3 separate regions of the Homo sapiens genome follow, and all the other regions are linked to region 3. The links are chromatin loops, found by intact Hi-C in ENCODE. Cell type or tissue: ascending aorta. All regions are shown on one strand. Links, peaks and the distances in the headings refer to the core of each region. The heading gives the core; the rest is flanking DNA.

The links. Peaks named below come from ENCODE experiments on the same cell type or tissue, not always from the same donor. Only the 100,000 strongest peaks of a DNase experiment are listed, where the experiment ranks them.
Region 1: a loop joins it to region 3, with 3 times the contacts of the local background. A loop is called at or near these places in 2 of 110 quality-filtered maps.
Region 2: a loop joins it to region 3, with 3 times the contacts of the local background. A loop is called at or near these places in 6 of 110 quality-filtered maps.

What each region holds. Positions count from the first base shown.
Region 1 is chr10:94,398,394-94,405,849 of GRCh38, reverse strand. It overlaps TBC1D12 (TBC1 domain family member 12), which reads right to left and starts at 3,309. Exons shown (of 13, transcript NM_015188.2): 1 at 2,266-3,309. The coding sequence starts at 3,236. RefSeq lists enhancers at 1,802-2,101, 3,402-3,561 and silencers at 2,182-2,511, 2,582-3,071. In ascending aorta, for the core only: no CTCF peak of the experiment used is centred there; DNase peaks (open chromatin) are centred at 2,129 and 3,419; H3K4me3 peaks cover 3,113 bases; H3K27ac peaks cover 2,657 bases.
Region 2 is chr10:94,222,366-94,229,821 of GRCh38, reverse strand. It overlaps PLCE1 (phospholipase C epsilon 1), which reads right to left. Exons shown (of 33, transcript NM_016341.4): 5 at 2,371-2,516. Among named protein-coding and RNA genes, the nearest start is that of PLCE1-AS1, 61 kb to the left of the region's middle. In ascending aorta, for the core only: a CTCF peak has its summit at 4,024; a DNase peak (open chromatin) is centred at 4,925; H3K27ac peaks cover 1,164 bases.
Region 3 is chr10:93,989,114-93,996,569 of GRCh38, reverse strand. It overlaps PLCE1 (phospholipase C epsilon 1), which reads right to left and starts at 2,639. Exons shown (of 33, transcript NM_016341.4): 1 at 2,312-2,639. LOC105378438 (a long non-coding RNA gene) reads right to left here. Exons shown (of 4, transcript XR_946215.2): 4 at 2,851-3,350. RefSeq lists a silencer at 2,536-2,825. In ascending aorta, for the core only: a CTCF peak has its summit at 3,945; DNase peaks (open chromatin) are centred at 2,549 and 4,539; H3K4me3 peaks cover 2,408 bases; H3K27ac peaks cover 3,012 bases.

The DNA of each region.
Region 1 (7,456 bases), core at 965-5,964, 410 kb before region 3:
CAAAAGAGGGAAACTCCATCTCAAAAAAAAAAAAAAATGTTCAGAAATTGCAATGTATATATATGCATCTGTCTTCAAACTTAATCCCCATTAGCCTGCACCCCACCTGCAGGTAAGGGACAGTTTTCTAAATCATCTCTATTCACAATGCATGGCAGAGAGCAAGAACTCAAGAGTATACTAGTTGAATTTGTTATCTCCAAAGCCCCTCCCAGATCTAAAATTGCCTGACATCTGACCTCAAAACATGACCAAGATAGATATGACCAACAAACACCCAAAGGCCACACAGTGTCACAAATTTATAAACCTAACTCACCTTGAGATCTTTTAGAATACTGCCAGTACAAGCTTTAAATATATTTTTGCAACTATATTACAAATACAGATGTCATTACTACATATATTGTCCTGAGTAACAAAAAATTAGGATTTTCCACTTTTGATTTAAGAAACTTTATATTTGTAAATTTATACAAGCAAAAAAATAAGGATAAACTAGAAAGAGGAATAAGAAATATCAATTATAATCAGAAAATTGTGCCTTTATGTCTACAATATGTACGCTAATTGTATAACCTGCTAAAACTTGAGCTAAGAATTTGCTTCTTTCACTTCTGGTTATAGTCAAGATCCCCGAAAAGGTAGAAAAACAAAGTAGGGAGAACTCTGTAAAGGAAAGTTTTACAAGTTGGGAATATTTTCCTATTTGCCTGGGGACTTAAGAAAAAAGAAGAAGAAGAAGAAGAAAAAGGCGTGTCAAAATCTAACTCAAGGAAAACTGCCTTTTTTTTTTTTTTTTTGAGAGAAGTCTAGCTCTTATTCCCCAGGTTTCAGTGCAATGGCTCGATCTCAGCTCACAGCAACCTCCGCCTTCTGGGTTCAAACGATTCTCTTGCCTCTGCCTCCCAAGTAGCTGGGATTAAGTCGCCTGCCAACATGCCCGGCTAATTTTTGTATATTTTAGTAGAGACGGGGTTTCACCATGTTGGCCAGGCTGGTCTCGAACTCTGACCTCAGGTGATCCACCCACCTCGGCCTCCCAAAGTGCTGGGATTACAGGACTGCTCTTACAGTAAGGTGTATTAAGTATTTTCTGACTACTCTTATTTATCCCTATTAAATCAACAAACCTCCATCCTGAAATCTGCGAAGTCCAGCACCATAATTTAATTTCTTTCTTTTCTTTTTTTTTTTTTTTGAAAGACGGAGTTTCGCTCTTGTCCCCCAGGCTGGAGTGCAATGGCACGATCTAGGTTCACTGCAACCTCTACCTCCCAGGTTCAAGTGATTCTCCTGCCTCAGCATCCCGAGTAGCTGGGATTACAAGCACCTGCCACCACGCCTGGCTAATTTTTGTATTTTTAGTAGAAACCGGGTTTCACCACATTGGCCAGGCTGGTCTCGAACCCCTGACCTCAAATAGTCCGCCCGCCTCAGCCTCCCAAAGTGCTGGAATTACAGGCGTGAGCCACCGCGCCCGGCCCATAATTTAATTTCAAGAATATCCTGTCAAATCACAAATACAATACCATTTTTTAAAAAAACTAAAGTTATTGGGGAAAAAAAGGAGAGGCTTATCTGGGAGATTAGAAAAAAGGCTTTCCTTAGTAAAAGCCCTACTTTGGCTTAAAAAGTTGGGATAAAATTCTAAACACCAAACTGCATTTTAATAAAGACCACTGAAACAAACGATTAAACACTATGAAGCACAACCACTTCTAATTTCAAGAATTCCCAAACCACTTGAATGGATTTAGACGCTATGCAAGCACAGCAAATAAACAGCTCTACAAAATGACTTCCTTCTCTCTTTCACAACCACACCCGTACACACATACCGCCTCCCCTCACCACCCCCCCAACAACCTAAATGTTTGTAGTAAAATTTTTAAAAATTGGAGACGGAGATGGTTATCTGCTTTTCCAGAAAAGGCAACTGCATATGTGGCACTAGACAGCTGGCCCAACCTGACTGCTCAGAAGCCAGGTATGAATGGCAGGTACAGCCTCCCGCGGACAAGGCAACAGAAAGACTCGCTGTCCACAGAGCTCACAACTTCTCCTATAGAAACACAAAGCCGACCCAGTTCCTCTTCCTCCAGTGACAAATCAAAGCTAAGTCCTGACGCGTGTGGGGCTGGCACGGAAGCGGCCGACCAAGCTCTCCGCTCCGGCTCCGGCTCCGGCTCCGACTCCCACCAAGACCCCGGCTCCGGCCCCGGCCCCGGACCCGCCCCGAGTCCCATGCAGCCTGCGCTGTACCTGGTGAAGAAGTCCGCGAAGCCGCCACTCCGTCGAGCCCGGGCCGAAGCCCCCGCAGGACCCTGCTCCGCGGCGGGCAAGGGCACCGGCGGCCCCGCCGGGGGCAGGTGATCGCGGGCGCTCTGACCGCGGCTCACCTGGAACGTGTTGCGAGAGTTGAAGTGAATGTCAGAAAAGCCCAGGCGCGGCTCCGCACCCCCATTAGTCCTCTCGGCCGAGGTGGCAGGGGGCGCGCCCTCCTCGGGACCCCCGGCGCCGACTCCCCGCTGCTCTGAGTCCTCGCTACTGCTGCAGCTGCTGGCGGGGCTGTCCCCCGAGTCGCTGCCCGCGCCCTCGGGCTCCTGGGCGTCCGCGGCCACCAGGCAGCAGCTCCGCAGCGGGTCCTCAAGCGGAGAGGCCCAATCGGACGGGCTTCCCGCGCCGTCCGCGTCCTCGTCGCCAGGCCCCTCCAGGCGAAGGCGGCCGTAGGGGCGGCGGCGGCGCGACTCCCGGCCGCCGGCGCGCGCCAGCCCGCGAGCCTCTTCCAGATCGCGACAGTCCCGGCCCGGCAGAAAACCCGAGTCGCCGTTGGTCATGCCTTCGTGCCGCGGCGCGCGGCCATCAGCCACCTCCGCGCCGCGGTGTTTGGAGCCCGAGCCCAGCAGGCAGGCGTCCGATCGTGGGGCTGCCGAGGGCGGCGGGGCGCCGGCCTGGCCAGCGGGGAGCGGACAGTAGCAGAGCCCCGGCTCCAGCTGCTCCCCGGCCGCCGCGAGGTAACGCTGAAGGAGCTGCCGAGGCGGCGTCTCCTCCTCCTCGTCAGCCTCCTCCTCCTCGTCAGCCTCCTCCGGCGGCTCCACAGCGCCGACGCCTCCGCCAAAGCCGCCCGTGGCCCGGATTACCTTCCTGTCCTGGCCCACGGGGTCCGGCGCAGGCACCGGGAGCAACTTGGGGTTTCTTCCCGAGCAGGCTCCGGCATCCTCCGGACCCACCATCTGGGGGTGGGTGGCGGCCGCCCCAGGAGGCAAAGAAGGACTACAGGCGCAGGCTTGGCCAGAGAACAGCTCTGGGTGCTGGGGCCGCGGCGACAGCCGCCGCAACGTTCCCAGACCCACCCCTCCCACCCGCTGGGTCGGACAGTTGCTTGAGGGCGGGCACGCGCCAGGACTCGCGCACGCGCAAAAGTCGGACCGGTCAAGCCCCGACCTGGAGATTCCCCGAACCATAGAGACGGTAGCTAGAGAGACGCAGGCTGCCAATCTAGGATCCGCCATCTGGATGGTGGAAGCTGGTTGGCCCGCTCTAAGCGTGACAGTTCTTACCGAAGCGCGGGTATTGCTCGCTTAGCAAAAATTCACTTGATGTATTTCATTTATGGTAGTAAAATACTCCCATATTTGGGAGGTGTTAGCGTGGGTAAGTCCTTCCAGCTCTAATTGGTCACCAGTCGACTTTACGATTTTTACATCCTTCTCCGGCATCATTGCCACAGTTCAGGGCTTCATCACTTCATCCAGGAGGGTCAACACCCTCCCTTCTTCACTTCATCTAACACAAAAGAAAGATATCCTAAGTTATCTTGCTCACCTAGCACCATGTTTCATCACAGTCCTCTGTTTAAAAGATTATCACCGGCCGGGCGCGGTGGCTCACGCCTGTAATCCCAGCACTTTGGGAGGCCGAGGCGGGTGGATCACAAGGTCAGGAGATGGAGACCATCCTGGCTAACACGGTGAAACCCTGTCTCTACTAAAAATACAAAAAAATTAGCTGGGCATGGTGGCGGGCGCTTGTAGTCCCAGCTACTCGGGAGGCTGAGGCAGGAGAATGGCGTGAACCCGGGAGGCGGAGCTTGCAGTGAACCGAGATCGCGCCACTGCACTCCAGCCTGGGCGACAGAGCGAGACTCCGTCTCAAACAAGAAAAAAAGATTATCACCTAAGGAGGGAGAGGAAGTGGTCAGGCAGAGAGGAGCTATTGAAATAATTCCAGCACTCTGCGATAGTGGATTAAAATGGGATGATTGACCATTGAGTGGAAATGAAGTATATTTAAAGTAAAAGACGAAAGACTTGATAACTGATCAGAAGTGACAGAAGAGAGAGTAACCAATGATTACTACAAAGATATGAGACTGAAACTGATATGGTTTGAAGAAATAGAAAAGTGGATAGGAAAAAAACGATTAATAGGGGAAATACATCTGGTAAAGTAAACGACTGAAAATATCCAGCATATAGAGTTCTAAAACTTGAGTTGGCTGGGCGCAGTGGCTCACGCCTATAATCCCAACACGTTGGGAGGCCGAGGCAGGTGGATCACCTGAGGTCAGGAGTTCGAGACCAGCCTGGCCAACATGGTGAAACCCAGTCCCTACTAAAAATACGAAAAATTAGCTGGGCATGGTGGTGGGCACCTGTAATCCCAGCTACTTGGGAGGCTGAGGCAGGAGAATCGCTTGAACCCGAGAGGCTGAAGTTGCAATGAGCCCAGATCGTACCACTGCACTCCAGCCTGGGCAACAAGAGGGAAACTGTTTCAAATAAATAAATAATAAAACTTGGGTTAGGGTTTAGGTTCAGAGACACAGATTAGGCGTCATCTGTATAATGCAAGTAGGTGGATGAATCATGAGTAACATTACCTAGGAAGAAAGAATAATGATAAGGGTCGGGCACAGACCCAAATGTTTCATTATTTCAGGACAAAAAAGTTGTATTGCAAGAAATTGAAGAGGCATCAGTTGTGGATAAAACGAAGCAGAAAATATAGACCACTCATTCTATAAAAGTATATAGAATATAGACCACTCATTCATTCTAAAAGTATGTTAGTGAATGCAAGAACAGAAAATAGAAGTCGTAGAGGAGACATTATTGTCAAGCATTTAAAATTTATTTCATATAAAAATACCTATACATACAGATATAAGAGGGAATATAACCTTTATATAATAAAATGTCAATAAAATGGGCATGCATGTACCTAACACTCAATTTAAAAAAACATCAAGAGGCCAGGCGTGGTGGCTCACATCTGTAATCCCAGCACTTTGGGAGCCAGAGGCAGGCAGATCACTTGAGGTCAGGAGTTCAAGACCAGCCTGGCCAATATAGTGAAATCCCATCTCTACTAAAAATAAAAGCATAAAATAAAATAAAATTAGCCGGGCGTGGTGGTGGGCGCCTGTAATCCCAGCTACTCAGGAGGCTGAGGCAGGAGAATCGCTTGAACCCAGGAGGCGAAGTTTGCAGTGAGCCAGGATCGCACCACTGCACTCCAGCCTGGGCGACAGAGGGAGACTCTGTCTCAACAAAATAAAAACATCAAGTGTCTTCGAAAATAAGCGTTATTGAAGGCCCTAGGAAAGGACTAAGTGGCAAAGGCATAGTCAGCAATGCATTTATTATCAAGGTATTTCAGAAGGAAAAAATGACTTTCAGGACACGAGTGGAAAAAATATAAAAAGAGAGAAAATATTTGCAAATTGTATATCTGGTAAGAGTGCAGTATCCAGAATAAATAAAGAACTTGTATAAATCAACAACTGAAAAACAACCCAACTAAAAAAATGGGCAAGGGACTTGAATATACATTTCTCCTAAGAAACATATGTTAATGGAATATTAATAAGCATATGAAGTGATGCTCAACATCATTAGTCATTAAGGAAATGCAAATCAAAACTACAATGAGATAGCACTTCACACTCACCAGGATGTCTATAATCAAAAAAATAGAAAACAAATGTTGAAAAGAATGTGGAAAAACTAGAACCTTCATACATTTCTGGTAGAAATGTAAAATGGTGCAGCTTCCATGAAAAACAGTTTGGTAGTTCCTCAATAAGTTAAACATGGAATTACTTATAAGCCAGCAATTTTACTCCTAGGTGTATACCCAAAAGAATTGAAAACAGGTGTTCAAACAAAAATGTTTTACGTGGGTTGGGCACAGTGGCTCATGCCTGTAATCCCAGCACTTTGGAAGGCCGAGGCAGGTGGATCACCTGAGATCAGGAGTTCAACACCATCGTGGCCAACATGGTGAAACCCGATCTCTACTAAAAAAATACAAAGGCCGGGCGTAGTGTCTCACGCCTGTAATCCCAGCACTTTGGGAGGCCGAGGAGGGTGGATCACGAGGTCAGGAGATCGAGACCATCCTGGCTAACACGGTGAAACCCCATCTCTACTAAAAATACAAAAAATTAGCCGGGTGTCGTGGCGGGCACCTGTAGTCCCAGCTACTCAGGAGGCTGAGGCAGGAGAATGGCGTGAACTGGGGAGGCAGAGCTTGCAGTGAGCCGAGATCGCACTACTGCACTCCAGCCTGGGTGACAGAGCAAGACTCCGTCTCGAGGAAAAAAAAAAAATAGCCTGGCTCAGTGGTGCCCGTGCCTTTAATCCCAGCTACTTGGGAGGCTGAGGCAGGGAGAATCGCTTGAACCTGGGAGGTGGAGCTTGCAGTGAGCTGAGATCACACCACTGCACGCCAGCCTGGGCGACAGAGCAAGACTGCGTCTCAAAAAAAAAAAAAATGTTTTACATGAATGTTCACAGCAGCATTACCAATAATAACCAAAAGGTGGAAACAACCCAAATGTCCATCATCAGGGGAACTGATAAACAAAATATGGTATATCCATGCAACCAAATATTACTCAGACGTGAAAAAGAAAAGAAATACTGATTCATGCTACAAGGTGGATGAATGTGAAAAGCACTGTGGTGGTGTGTACCTGGATAGTCCCAGCTACTCGGGAGGCTGAGGTGGGAGGATCTCTTGATCCGAGAAGTTCAAGATCATAGTGAACTATGATTATGCCTGTGAATAGCTGCTGCATTCCAATCTGGGCAACATGGCAAGACCCCATCTCTTAAAAAAAAATAGATAACATATAATTCCATTCCTATGAAATATCCAGAATAGATAAATCCATAGAGACAGAAAGCAGATTGGTGATTATCAATGACTGAGGGAAAAGACAAATAGAGAGTGACTATCTAATGGATATAAAGGTTTTTGGGAGTATAAAATGAATTGAATGAAAATGAGGTGAACAGGCACGTATTTTGAAACTAGATAGAGGTGATAGTTGTTCAACTCTGTGAATGTACTAAATGCCATTGAATTGTACACTTTAAAATCGTTAATTTTATATTAGGCAAATTTCACCTCAAGTGTAAAAAAGCAATATAGAAGATGTCTGGAC
Region 2 (7,456 bases), core at 965-5,964, 230 kb before region 3:
TGAAACTAGGCAGCAGTGGGTCTGGGGTGTGAGACAAAATGCACTGGGATCAATGTTGAGGTCTGTCCTGGTTTGAGATTATTCCTCATTTAGGGAAATCACCAGGTTCTATGGTCTTCTTGGATTTTGGATTTAAACTCAGTTGAATCTTAAAGTCCCATTCACTCTAGGCCTCCATAGGTCACTCTGAGGCCGTTCCTGTAATAAGAGAATCTAGAACATGGTATGTGGCAGCCAGCCTCCAAGACGGCCTCCCATGGTCCACATCTCCTGATTTTGTGGCTTTGTGCAGTCCCCACCCACAAGGAATCCATGCTGTCCTATGTGATCAGTACAATATGGCAAGAGTGACTATGTATGATTCCCAAGGCTATCATATAAAAGGCATTGCAGCCTCTGCCTCCCTCTCTTGGATCACCCACTTCAGAAGGAGCCAGTCACCGTGCTGTGATGGCAGTCATGTTGTGGGGTCAGGAAGCAAGGTCCCTGGCCAACAGCCAGCACCAACTTGCCAGACACAGAATGATAAGCATCATTAAAATAAAATGACTTTATCAAAATATGATAATTCTTTTCTTAAAAGAAATGTAATACATATTTTCTTTTTTCTGTTTTTTTTTGTTTGTTTGTTTTGTTTTTTGATACAGAGTTTCCCTCTTATTGCCCAGGCTGGAGCGCAATGGCATGATCTCGGCTCACTGCAACCTCCACCTCCTGGTTCAAGCGATTCTCCTGCCTCAGCCTCCTGAGTAGCTGGGATTACAGGCGCCTGCCACCATGCCCAGCTAATTTTTGTATTTTTAGTAGAGATGGGGTTTTACCATGTTGGCCAGGCTGGTCTCAAACTCCTGACCTCAGGTGATCTACCCACCTTGGCCTCCCAAAGTGCTGGGATTACAGGCATGAGCCACCGTGCCCGGCCTACACGTTTTCTTTATAGAAAATTGATCACAAAGAGAATCTAAATCATCTGGATATAACCTCCTGTTCTCCAAGGCTTTGTTTTTTTTTCTCCCCACTTTTTCCTTCTTTTGAGCCATGCCTGATGCATTTGTATGACTATTTTAAATGTCAAGGACATGATCATTTGGGTTTATTCTAAGTTAAGAAAGTTGAAAACGACAAAAAAAAAATTAGAACTCTGGGAGTTTTCATCTCCTCCCCTAACCCAGAATCCCTACCTAGGGACCTGGAGAATCAAAGAAAAATCTCAGTAATGTTATGAACTAACATTCCTTTATAGTGAGAACCCTCATGAGGATGGTGAATCTCAGGAAGCAATAACAATATCAATAGCTTCTCTTTATGAGGCCTTACTATACGCCACGCACATGTGTCAAATACTATATTATTTCACTGAATTCTACCTAAAGATGTAGGTGCTTTTTAGTATTATCCCCATTTTGCAGACAAAGTAACTGAGGCTCAATGAAGTCAAGTAGCTTGCCTGGATCACACAGGTATTCCTTGGGGGAATCAGGATTTGATTCCTGGATAAGGATTTGATTCCTAATTTGATTCTAACTTAAGAACTCATGCTCTTCTTCCTCACATACCATGCTGCCTCCCACAGGAGTAAGAACAGTTACTTTATGCCAGGTAGCTGAGGCTAAAAGGGGATAAAGCAGGCAACCTGATGAACAGAATGGTGATTTTGTTATTAGCTTGATGGAAAAAGCATAAGAACAGGATATCATAGTGGTCAAGCTCATGGGCTCCGAAACCAAGGTTGCCTGTATTCCCAGCAATGCCAGGTGACCTTGGGTGAATGACTTAATTTCTCTTAGCCTTAGCTTCCTCTTTTGTATAATGTGGGAATAAGAATAGTATCTACCTGATAAACCTGTTTTGAGAATTAAAACATACAATATAGGGAATGTGCATAGCTCATACTTGACATATAGTGTTTGTTAATAATGAGAGCTTACATTATTGGAGGCCTATTGTCAATGCTAGCCACTGTTATTACTAAGGGCAGTTGGTGGTCTATAGCATATAGCCCTGGAACACTACATAAGGCAGGCCTGAAAAGAGACAGATAACAGTGGGGTTTACAGGACAGGAAGGGGAATAGTCAGTGGTGGGGTTGATCGGGTTATGCAACCAAGTAATTTCACTTGGCTTGGCAAAGAACACAGGATCACAGCAGACCCAGTGAAGTAGGATTGTGACTGGCCCACAGGGGCTGAATTCTGCAGCATCTTTGAGGGACAGGGCCTTTGGTGCTGAAAGAAGATAATACATTTCCCAAGTTAATCATTTCCAGTTACCTGGCTTGGGTAAAGGTGAGTCCCTGGACAATTAATTCAGTGCCATTCAGGTGATGAGAAGCGATTGTGCCAAGATAACCATATTCCCCACTGACTATACCTGAGGCCAGCCAAGAACTCCATGACAGCGTTGTAGTTGCCCATGTTCCAGCAGCATTTGGCCACATGCACCAAATATGAAAAGACTTCTCGCTTCTCCTCCATGGAGCCTGCCGTGAGGATCAGCCATGTCACCCAGGAGCTCACCTGGAAAACACACAGAGACATTCACGGGAATTATGTCCTAGAAGCTTGGCAATTTTTTTTTCCAAAAGCATTCTTTGTTTTTCTAAAAATATCAATTTGGTATTAGGAAATGAAAGACCTGTAGGTCCTGGCTGGGCGTGGTGGTTCACGCCTGTAATCCCAGCACTTTGGGAGGCTGAGGTGGGCGAATCACCTGAGGTCAGGAGTTTGAGACCAGCCTGGCCAGCGTGGTGAAAGCCCGTTTCTACTAAAAATACAAAAATTAGCTGGGCATGGTGGCAGGCGCCTATAATTCCAACTACTTGGGAAGCTGAGGCAGGAGAATCGCTTGAACCCTGCCTCAGCTTCAAGGTTGAAGGTTGCAGCGAGCAGCGAGAGGCAGAGGTTGCAGCGAGCCGAGATTGTACCACTGCACTGCAGCCTGGGTGACAGAGCAAGGCTCTGTCTCAAAAAAAAAAAAAAAAAAAAAAAAAAGACCTATAGGTCCTTAATCTCTTATAACTCTCTCTTTATTTTCTTTAAAACAAGAAGGCTGAAAAAGGCAATTCATAAAATCCTTTGATTGAAAAAATTTCTTTTGACTATAAGAAAATAAGGCCTAAGGATAATTTTGATTGAAAGATATTTGACTGATGGACATTAAAATGAAATGTACTTAACCCATCAGTTAAAGACATTTACTAAGTATTAAAATACATAATATCAAAGGAAAAATAAAAACATTTTTAAACAATCTTTTACAAATGCTTTATCTATTATGCCCCTCAAATGACAAAATATTATGAACAAATATTTATAGAGCACTTATTATGTGCCAGGAGCCATTCTAAGCACTTTACCTATATTACCTCATTTATCTCTCACAACAATTCTAAGAGTCAGGGACTGTTACTGTCCTCAGGGATGTGTGTAAGGTCTTCAACCACGTTGAAGGTAGCAAAGCCTAGGTTTGAACTTAGGGTGTCTTCTCCAGAGGTTGCATTATCAACCACTCACAAAATGCCTGATGTGTTTACACAAACTCTAATGTTCTTCAGTTCTGGGCTTAAAGTTATTCTAATGTGATTCGTTTTTCCTGCTACACAGACTGGAGGACAATATTTAAAAATAATCCATGTCTACACCCTCCCCTTATGATATGCAGCCTCTAAATCATCTGCTTCTGCTCTATGATTATTTTGCTGCCACCTTTACTTTGGTGCTTAGATGCTGGTGTCCACCTAAGTTACCTTCTCTATCCTGACTAGCATCTGGGTTGATAAGCTTGGTTGTCAACAGACCAAAGTCTTGGTCTTGACCTCACATGGCCCTACAAGCTCCGCTTGGTTCAGCATCAGTGCTGAAGCCTGGACAGCAACACTTTTCTCTGGACTAAGTTAGAGAGGCCGGAACACAGAGTTTATGGTGACCCATGACAACTGCAGGAAATAAGAGCTCAAGGTCAATGGCATACTGCCTGTAAGTGGATAAAATGATAAGAATTAATGGCATTGAGTGCTGGCAGCAACCACAGAGGGCAGTGCAACCCCATTTTTCCAGATCGAGAATCTATGGCTCATGGGAGAAGTGACTTTTCAAGGTCACAATTCTTGTTGATGTCAAAAGTAGGACTCCCAGCCCAGTGCTCTTTCATCTGGTGAAAGTTGACAGTTTCTTTCTTTCTTTCTTCCTTTTTTAGACAGAATCTTGCTTCGTTGCCCAGGCTGGAGTGCAATGGTATGATCTTGGCTCACTGCAACCTCGAGTAACTGGGATTACAAGGCCTGCCACCTCGCCCGGCTAATTTTTGTATTTTTAGTAGAGATGGGTTTCACCATGTTGGCCAGGCTGGTCTTGAACTCCTGACCTCAAGTGATCCACCCACCTCGGCCTCCCAAAGTGCTGGGATTACGGGCGTGAGCCACCGCACCCAGCCGAAAGGTGAGTTTTTTCAGACTTGGCTCTGGGTAGGTCCTCCTAAGCACTCAGTTTTGAGCTGCATATGTGAAGGCAGAGCAGGAATAAAAGGAGAAAATACTGAGAAGAGTCCAAAATATGACTAAAGAGATGAAAAAAACAAAATGAATGGTTGCTCACACCTCTTTCCTATCCCTACATAGAAACAAACAGGAAAATCAGAGCAACAGGGAGTTTTAGTGATAAAACAGGTCTATTCTCTGGTATGAGCCAGAGGCACTGGAGTAATTAATAATCTTCCTCTTCCCTTCTGAAACAGACTGAAGCAAAACGTGCTGGGCTACCTGCCACCCTCAAGCTCAGTCCTGAGCCTAGTGGGCTCCCAGCATGTGCCTCTGCCCTCCATCTGTACTGGACTTCACTGGGCCCTCAGGTGGCATCAGGAGAACAGGTCTGGAATCAGACCCTTGGGACAAACCCTGGTCCACATCATCCCAGGAACTGTCTGGGATTCCTAGTGCTGACCCGTCTCCTGCAGCTATGAGTAACCCCTTGCTCACAGTCTCCATGCCTGTCCTCTCACTTGATTCCTTGGTTAAAAGTCACCTTTGTGAAACCCTGGCTCACTAGAGCAAGAAATTATTTTGCTAACAGAGACTGAGTCATTGGTGCATCCATCTAATTCTTCCTTTAGTCTGACTGGCTTTTGATGAGCCCTATCCTAAAATGGGAAACCATCAGCAAACACTTAGCATCATAACCCTACTGACTCTTTGAGTTGGAAATTCAAACACTTCTCACAAATAAAAATGAGATCCTGAAAAGTAAAAAAACAGTTTCTCAAAGCCACCCAACTCATTAGTTGTTGAGGCCTCTGGCTATATTGTCTCTATGGCTTTAGCTCCTTTCTAGTTGAAATTGATGGCAAATCAGGGTCTCTGGAAAGTTGTCATTCTTTCAGGCTGTTCTGATACCATGCATTGACTTACTAGTCCAGTGGCTGGAAAGGGTTAACTCACCTCCCCCTGGAGAGGTCTGCTTCACAGGGCAGGTGGAGACCACCACTTGGTTTGTGTCACAATCCTGATCACTCATCCAGATTTATTTCCTATCAGTCAAATCATTTTCCATATACTTTCCCACAATGCTAGGAAAAAAACAGCGATACCATATTTCACATGGAAACCTAATTTAAACCAACTGTTCCATTGCCGAGTGTGAGTCCCCAGGGCCCTGGTTGTTGAGATTATGTAAGCACTGTTATCATAAACACACACACAGACACACCACACACACACACACACACGCACACACACCCCAACATCTGTTTACAAGCCTCACGGACAATTCTTATTATGGTCTGATGTATTCATAATTTTATAAGCATTAAATGGTGAGAGGGCCACCGCTAGTTATAAAATAATAAATGACACAAAAAGGAAATGAAGATTCAGTGACAAATGTCAAAATGTTGACCAAAGCATAAAAGGTGGTCACATTTACTAAGTGGAAAATGGGATGTGTTGCCAATCCAGAAAGAATTTCTGTGCAATCACACAGAAAAACAAAAAAATCATATAAATATAAAGTACTATGGTTTAGGCATAGGGAGTGCTACTAGAGCAGAAAGGTGTTAATGGTAGCAGATTATTTTGCTTATTTCAATAGTAAGCACAGAATGAGGAGAGAATCTGGCCCCCAGCCCAATTCTTTAAGCACCTCTCCCAGAAGGTTCTGGGCTTACCCTGACATCATAACCCCCTGGACCATGCCCACAACTCCTCCACAACTGCCCCTCCCAAAATATCTTTTTTTCCTTCCTTTTGCTTTTCTCAGTACTCTTGGGCTTAGCCAAATAGAACAGTTTACTCCCTCTCCTCACATCAAATACCTTATTGGTGTCACACATGCTCATTTTGGAAGGAATTTTCTTGCATCATTCAAAATGACCTTTCCCTGGTCCACCATGTCTTGCTTGTGTCCTCTGCAAAGCCAAATCTTTACTTTGGCCCACCAGGCCCCTGTCCATTCTCCAATCACCTCACCTCTCCCCTATATCCCTCCTTTTAGGGAGGTAAAGTAGGCTTTTTAACATCTCAGGAATCTTGAACTGGTTGTTCCTTCTGCAGGAAGGCTTCCCCATCACCCCAGATTCAATTTTTTTTTTTTTTTTTTTGTAGAGATGGAGTATCACTATGTTGCCCAGGCTGATCTTGAACTTCTGGCCTCAAGTGATCCTCCCGCTTCCGCTTCCATAGCATTGGCATTACAGTTGATCCACCACACACGGCCTGGCATTTTATTCATTGAACCCTACTCATCCTTTAGGCAGCACTGCCCTGAGACCATGCCATCAGGATCCTGCCCTGGACCCCAGGTTTCAGAAGGCTCCACACTGGCTGTCGTCCAGCTGTGCCCTCTCCATAGAGTAAGAAGTCTATGGGGTGGAGGGGACGTGCCTGTCCATAGGCTGCACACTCACTTCTAGATAATTTATCCCTTGTAAACCCACGCTTCCCAAATTCCCTGTCCAAACAGCACCAAGCCCACTGCTGGTCTGCAAGGGCTGTTTATCTGGATCAGTCCTTCAGAGGGTAGATTGTAACCCCTAGGCCTAAAGCCAGGCCAGAGGGCAGTGGGGGTGGGGGTGATGTGTGGACAGGGTTTGAACTTGAGGCCTGAGGTATACATACTCTGGCACACAAGCCAGGATGGGAAGAGAAGGTGGGAAGGCCAACATGCTGGGGCCTCCCTTGTACTCACGCCCTGGCCCCCTAAAGGAAAGGGTGAGGCTGCCTTCAGGAGTCTGATAAAAACATCATTTTCTTGAGCAGAACTTCCTTGACTTCCCACCTGGAGTGTGTCCACACACTGCATGCTCTGTGGTGCCCCCACATCACCCTGACCCTAGCGCACATTTAGTGCTGTGATCCTCATTAAGGCAGATGCTGGATCTGCTATGCTCACGGGTAAGCAGCAGTGTCGGTGACCTGTCAGGATCTGCCCTCGGTAAGTTTAAACAAGAGTCAGCGAAGGAGTGAACA
Region 3 (7,456 bases), core at 1,186-6,185:
CAAAATGCATCTTTGATATCGTCTTCCTCTCTTTCTCCATTCCCTACTCCTCCATCTCCAACTCTCCTCTTTGGGCCTTACATAACTAAATCACATGCTTCCCTAAAACCCTATCAGAACCTTCCACCCCTCTTCCAGAAGCACCATGTTTCCTAATCACCTGTCTTCCCTCGCCTCAACCAAACCCCTACTTGCTCAATGCCACAGATCTCAACTGAACGTTGGGAGGAAAGCAACTTCAGCAAACAAATTCACACTCTTAGCTGCTTCTACTGTTTTTGGCTTTTCCTCTGCTTCTCCTTCTGAACCCAGAAGCTCTGTTTTATTGTTCTTCCACCGCAGAAGTAGTTCCGGCAGAGAGAGAAGGCATTAAGACTAAAGCAACTGTCCTATATAGGCGCCTGTCAGCCAGGTGTGTGGAACACACACGCGCGCGCACACACACACACACACACGTGCAGCAAGCCTCACTCTGTGCAAATCCCTCCTCTTGCCCAGGCATGGGAAACGTCCCCTGCTGTCTACTTTAGAAAACTCTTCCACCATGCACAGTATTTTTTCAATCTTCTTTTATTCATTTAGAAAGTTACAGGTAACAAATTGCACATCAAACAGTTTTTTTAAAGTATACAACAAAAGCCCAGAGAAGAATGTGACTAAGAATGGTTGTAAATAGAAAAACAAAACCAACCGCCTTCATTGGAATCTAGCTTCTAACCCACTGGAGTATGGAATTTTTAATGACAGGTCAAACTTGGACCACATCCCAGGAGTTTATGTTACTAAGAGGACTGGAAGAATGTCCCTCCAGTTCAATCTGGCTTCTTACCTGGTAAGACATGGCTCCTGGGTATAAAGGGAATTTCCCCCATGGGGCTGTAAATAAAGGATAGTGTTAATGGTAAACATTATACATTCCTCTAGCTCCTTTCAATTATATTATCTCCTTCTCCAAAGTAGATATTTATGTTGTAAAACCAAAGTCTTAAGATTTAATACTGGCCCACAATTATCTCTAGAGTCTTCTAGGTGCAAGCATTTTGCCATGAAAGCCACAGCAAATGCCTTCAGTAGGGAAAATGAGACATCTACATAAATAACTCCCAGAAGGTAGAGAGCAGAAAGGGCCCTGGAGAAAAAATGCTGCAGAAATCAGAGCAGGGGGAGGTTGGCTGTTTCAGGAAAAGCCTCACACCACCAGCAAAACACAGTTTGAAGGATGGTTAGACTTTAGAGTGGTGGATGTGGGGGAAGATGTGCCATCAGATGGTCTAGATGACAACACCATCAGACATTCTTCAGAAAAGTATTTATGAAGACATCGATGCATACAATAACCTAGAGATAGTCCACCTCTCTCCTCAATGACAACTGGGCACCTGTACAAGCACCTATGGGGTCACCTGCTTCCACCTCCCAAGTCAGGCTCTCAAAAATTCTCCCTAGTGGGGTCAAGCATTCTTGGCCTCAGTAGTGCCCATTCTGTGGCAGCGGCCCTGCCCTACCTCTACGGGGGGTATAAGAAACATGAAAACATACCAATCCTGCAGAGATCTAAAAGACCTACGGGCAAATTTTGCATAATGCAACTGAAATTATGACCTTCGTGCAAATAAAACTTTTCGAAGACGTGAATCCTACTTAACAGGTATTCAGGGAACTCACTATTTAAAATGACACTGATTAATCACTAAATGAGTCTTACACTGAATAATTGGTTAAGTCGGCTGAACTCAGTGTCTGATGGCTTAAATACAGAGCGAGGGGCGAAAGCTTCCACAAATTTACGCTGTGCACCTAACATTCGCCACGACAGAAGACTTCTTGCTCTAGTGTATTTATTACTGTAGCATTAAAGGACTTGAAGGCAAAGCTAGCTATTCTAGTTATCAGTTAGAGCGGGACCTGGTCCAATATTGTATTTTCTAGGACTTGATGTACACAAATCTCTCCAGGAACAATCTCTTGAGCACTTTCCTTGAAATACCGCTGCTAAGTACCGCCACAAAAAGAGCTTACGTTTTTCTTTGCACTGGCCACCTCCACACCGTATTCACAACACGAAGGGGCGACCTGAGGCAGGCGTCTGGAGTGAAGGCACTGGCAGGGTGTCCTTTAGCCCCTGCGAGGGCGGCCTGCATGCCCTGGAGGACCGCCCGCCTCGGGTCCCCCGGGAGCGCGAGGACACTTTTCCGCCAGGTACGCGGAGTCGGGCTGCTCCCTTAGGCGGGTCGACTGCCTTGGGAGAGAACCAGCCCATCCTTCCCTTTCTCCAGTCCTCAGGAACCGAGCTACAGAGTCGCTTCCTCACCTCTTGGCTCCTGGCGAGTCTCGCCGGCGTCCCCAAGCGCAGCGTCCCTCTGGGACCAGCCGTCCGCGCGCCTGTCGCTAGCGGCGTCGGGTGTCCCCGCTACTGTGTGTCAGCTGCAGAGCCGATGCCCAGGAACGCGCAGGAGCCAGGCAAGTGCCCGAGAGGCAGAGCCCGGGAGGCAGAGCCCGGGAGGTAGAGCCCGGGCGCGCCGCCGCTGCCCCTCCCGCCGCGCGAGCCCGCCGCCCGCCGCGTTGCCCACGTTGCCCAGCGTTACCGTGTGGACCCGCGCCGTTCACAGTCCGCTCCCGCCGAGATGTGCGCGCTGCCCGGACAGCGGCGGCTGCGCGGGCGGCAGCGGGGCCCCCGCCCTGGGCCGGGCTTTCCCAGAACTCGCCCGCCCCGGGTGAGAGGCCGCTAGCGCCACCGCGGGCGGCCGGGCGGGGGAGCGGCCTGTGCCGGGCCCGCCCCCGGCTCCTGCCGCGCGGGGAAGGCGGGCGCGGAGCGAGGACCCGGCCGCCTCCCCCGGAGCTGGCTGCTGGCGGCGCGACCCCTTCCCAGACCCCTGGCCCTGACCCCTAGGAGCCATCCTTTCTGGCGGGAGCCAGAGAGAGCGCTCCTGGGGCGCCCGGCTCCGGGAAGGGCGGGAACTCTGCACACCTCAGGCGGCGGGAATTTACTCTCACACTACCCCAGGGAACCACCCCTGGTTGACAGATATGGAAACTGAGGTTCACGGCAGATAAAGGACACGATCAAGGTCTCTGTAGTAGATGGCAGCACCAAGTCTCGAATCTGTTCTGTCACTCGTTCATTTAATACATATTCATTGAGCCCCATCAATGTGCCCAGCGTTGTGCCAGGCTCCGGAAATACTCCTTTTGCTGGTAATGGTGGCCATCCAGGACTGCGGACTCCAAATCCAGTACTCTTTCATTGCTCAAGCAAACCTGAAGATCTTCACAACTAGAAACTACAGGCTTTGCACAGAACTTCCTTAGCCGCTGGAGCGGCTTTTATGAGTCTTAGGAGAGCCAAGGACCTGGAAAAAAAAATCAAATCATCATCCTCCTCCCTTTCGCCTAAACCTGTGCCTCCTCCCTCTACCTGTTCTAATGGAAGACCGTTCCCTAGGCCTGACCTCTTCTCCTACATCCGATCAGGACCCATTCCTGTGGCCCATATCGCCTCCCACTGTCCTCTCCCTTGGACCAAATCAATCCTTCAAACCACCGCTGTATTATTCTTCCTTTTTTACAACTTTAATCTATGCAGAAAACTTCACTGGCTCCCTATTGCCCTCCAAACTAACTCTCCATGGCTGTGTAACCCAGCATGCCCTGGCTAATAAGGATCACCCAACAGAATGTCTCTCCCACTCTAGCTCTGTACCTGAACTTAAGCTGAGCCTTCTACCTGGAGCATCTCCTCCCACACACTTTCCTCCTGCTCATGTTTGACCCTTTCTTTCGGGTCCCTCTTAAAAGTGATCTCTCCTTCTTGGAGGCTCCAGAACACAGGAGAGGTTGGAGCAAGAAAGCACAGGAGGCCCAAAGAATCCTGCTGTTAAGAAAAATCTGCCAGTCTGGTCCTTAAACTGTCTTGCTGTTTTCTCACCACTAGGACTTTAATGAAAACTAACATGATTGCCTCCCTGGAGAGCTGATTTCAGAAAGGTCTCTGCAGAGGGCTCTAAAGAAATTCTTTGTTCCTTAAGATCTTGGCATTTTAGCACTAGGACAGTGAGAAGTGGTAATTTACTCAATCCCTGAGGCTATGTTATCCTGAACAAGTAAATAAAGGGCTGAGGAAAGAGGTAGCATCACTGACAATAAACAAGGTAGGCTATTTATTTAATATACAGTATTATATTATGGTTTTATAATTCATTTAATGATCAAATAATATCAAACTTCATCCATCACCTGGCACCCCCAAAGACTTTTTTTTTTTAATTTGGCACATGGGAATAGATAGCTACAAACTGGTAGATGCACAAGCAGTTAACATTGAATCCTCCAAATGAGTCATTGCATGATTAGTAAGCAAGGCAAATCTAGGTCCGTTGAGCAGGAAAGTTATCCAAGTGTGATAATCACTGTGGCCCCATCCCTAGAAAGGGGCGCCTTCCTCAAATCTTTGCAAAGAGAGCAGGTCCAGATCAGTGTCCTTTGCTCGCCCCATGGCTCCCTCTCTAAACGAGATTGGAGGGAAGTCGTGTCCCCGAGGCTGCCTCACCACATTGGAATGTCTGAGCTAACAGTACTTCCAGAGTGTTCATTGCTCCTCTGAACAGCACTGCCCAGACTTTCTGGAGATTTTAATTCACTCCCCAACCTCGCCAACAGTTGCACACAAGGTGCCTTTTTTACACCCTGCTCTCTGTTCAGTGAAACACACAGACCATCTCAGGGGAACAATGGCTCCATTCAAGACTTTTTCAGAAGTGCACCATATAACCTCCACTCTGTGGGCTGCTGCCAGCCATTATCTAGAGGAAGAAAGACTGTCAGATAAAGCGCCTGAGAATTGGGAAAGCACTGGATAATTTCCATGGAAAATTCAGCTTCAGTAAACTAAGTTATGCATCTCTTTATACAAGACCATTCTGCATAGACAACAACAACAGCCCCAAGAAACAATCCTGTGGAGACTTTATTTCAGTAAAGTGCATCTATGTTTGAAATTTCAGAAGAAAACACACATGTCTTTTGAGCTTATTACATTACATACTGGTCTCCAGTCAATGGAAATTGATTTAAATACATGATAAACATAGAGACTAGGGAATTTAAGTAGTAAAATTATTTTAAGAAACGGAACCATCTTCCCTCTTTCTTTCTGCCTCCCCTATCCTGTAATTTTCAGAAAGGAGGTGGGGGCAGTGGTCTCTGACTTCATGGTGGTGGTTGCCAACAAGAGGCCCCACACCCTCTACTGCACATATTACAGAAGAAGGATTGGCGCTTTGCCACACTCAACAAGCCAGCCATCAGTTAACCCGTTCATAAACAAACCATTAGTTTGGGAACTGAGTAGTCAGTGTGGGCACCATTGACTAATGCATTGATCTTTGTCAAACAGCTGCTGATCGTCAAACAGAGGAATTTGCCAACAGACATCTGGGTAGCACAAAGGCCAAGGAAGGACTGAAGGAACAAGGCAGCCCTCAGCTTTTGCAGTTGCCATTTTCTCCCTTTCAAAGTCACTGCATCAAACTGTACCGGGCTTACTAGCTGTCTGCAAATAGACTAGCAAGTTCAGATGGTGAGCAGAGAGCCAAAAACACACTTCCTAGAGTTGTCTTGTATGTGAGGTTAGATGTACTAAGGCAGTTTGAGGTTGATGAAAAACAACCAGCTTGTTAAAGCTGTAGGTATCTCTACCTGTGTGACATGGTTAGGAGTGAGGGTCCCCAGGGAACAGTAAGCAAAGCAGGGAAAGATGATCTTAAACATCCTCTCTCAGCGCAGCCGGTGTTAGGGGAACAGAATTTGGTGTGGGACCACTTGAGTTGGATGCTCAGATCCACCCCCAAGTTGTGAGCCCTCGGACAGGTTACTTATCTCACTGTGCCTCATTTTCCTCTAGATAAATTGTACCTACCTGATATGGTTTGGCTGTGTCCCCACCCAAATCTCAAATTGTAGTTCCCATAATTCCCCCGTTGTTGGAGGGACCCAGTGAGAGGTAATTGAATCGTGAGGATGGGCCTTTCCCATGCTGTTCTCATGACAGTGAATAAGTCTCACGAGATCTGATGGTTTTATAAAGGGGAGTTTTCCTGCACATGCTCTTTCTGTCTTGCCTGCTGCCATGTAAGCTGTGACTTTGTTCCTCCTTGCCTTCTGCCATGATTGTGAGGCCTCCCTAGCCAAGTGGAACTGTGATTCCATTAAATCTCTTTTTCTTTATAAATTACCCAGTCTTGGGTATGCTTTATGAGCAGCGTGAGAACAGACTAATACAGTACCCCTCAGCGTAATTGTGAGGATTAAATGAGCCAGTGTATATGAAAACACTTAGAACGTATAAAGGTTTATTACTTAAATAAATAAAACTCAGATTTTTATTTTCATTTAGACTTATGGTATTTAAAGGCCATAAACCCCTTTGAATATTCCAAAATCTTGTCAATCTTTTGACAGAACATTTTTTTCTTCTTGAAACATTCAGGAATCTCATTGTAATACCTGGTTCAGAGTTGTTGTCAGCAAAAGTTGGGACCAGCTCAAATTGTTTCAAGGAGCCATAATGAAAAATTATAAAAGCACAATTTTTTAAAAAAAGTTTTAGCAACACTGGAATTCCAAAGCATAGACATTAGAAACTTCTTGTTTTTCTTCTCGAGGTAGGGTCTTGCTCTGTCACCCAGGCTAGAGTGCAGTAGTGTGATCATAGCTCACTGTAACCTAGAACTCCTGGGCTCAAGTGATCCTCCCTCCTCAGCCTCCTGAGTAGCTAGGACCACAGGCAAGCACAACCATGCCCAGCTAATTTAAAAAAAAATTGTTTTGTAGAGATGATGTCTTGCTATGTTGCCCAGGCTGGTCTTGAACTCCGGCCTCAGGTGTGGAGACTTCTCTAGATGTAGTTTTTAAGGTTTTATGTTGTTCTTAGTGGCCAAAATGCACAGTTTAAAGAAACAGGAGAGAATACAGAATGTATTTTTCAAAAGTAGATGCAGCTATATTTCCAGTCCCACATCCTCTTCTAGAACCTTGCCACTGATATCAGGTGAAGTCTAATTCCCCTTCTCTTGAATATGGGCAGCCCCTTAACTAATAGAATGAGGTAGAAGTGATGCTTTGTGGCTAGAGTACCTATGTCATGGAAGTTGAGACAGCTTTTGTTTGCCTATCTTGCTCCAGAACTCTCACCCAAGAACCCAGATGCCATGTTGTAAGGAAGCCCAGACCACTTGGAGAGGCATGTATGATCCCAGCTGACAGCCAGCATCAACCTTGAACATGTGGGTGAATGTGCCTCCAAGGGATTCCAGTCACTAACCTTCAAGCCATTCCAGCAATAGTAAGTAGAGCAGATCAAAGCTATCCCTGCCATGCCCTGCCCAAATTGCTGGTTTTTGAGCCAAATAAATGGTCAGTCTTTTAGGCCATAAGTCTTGGGATAGTTCCTTACATAACT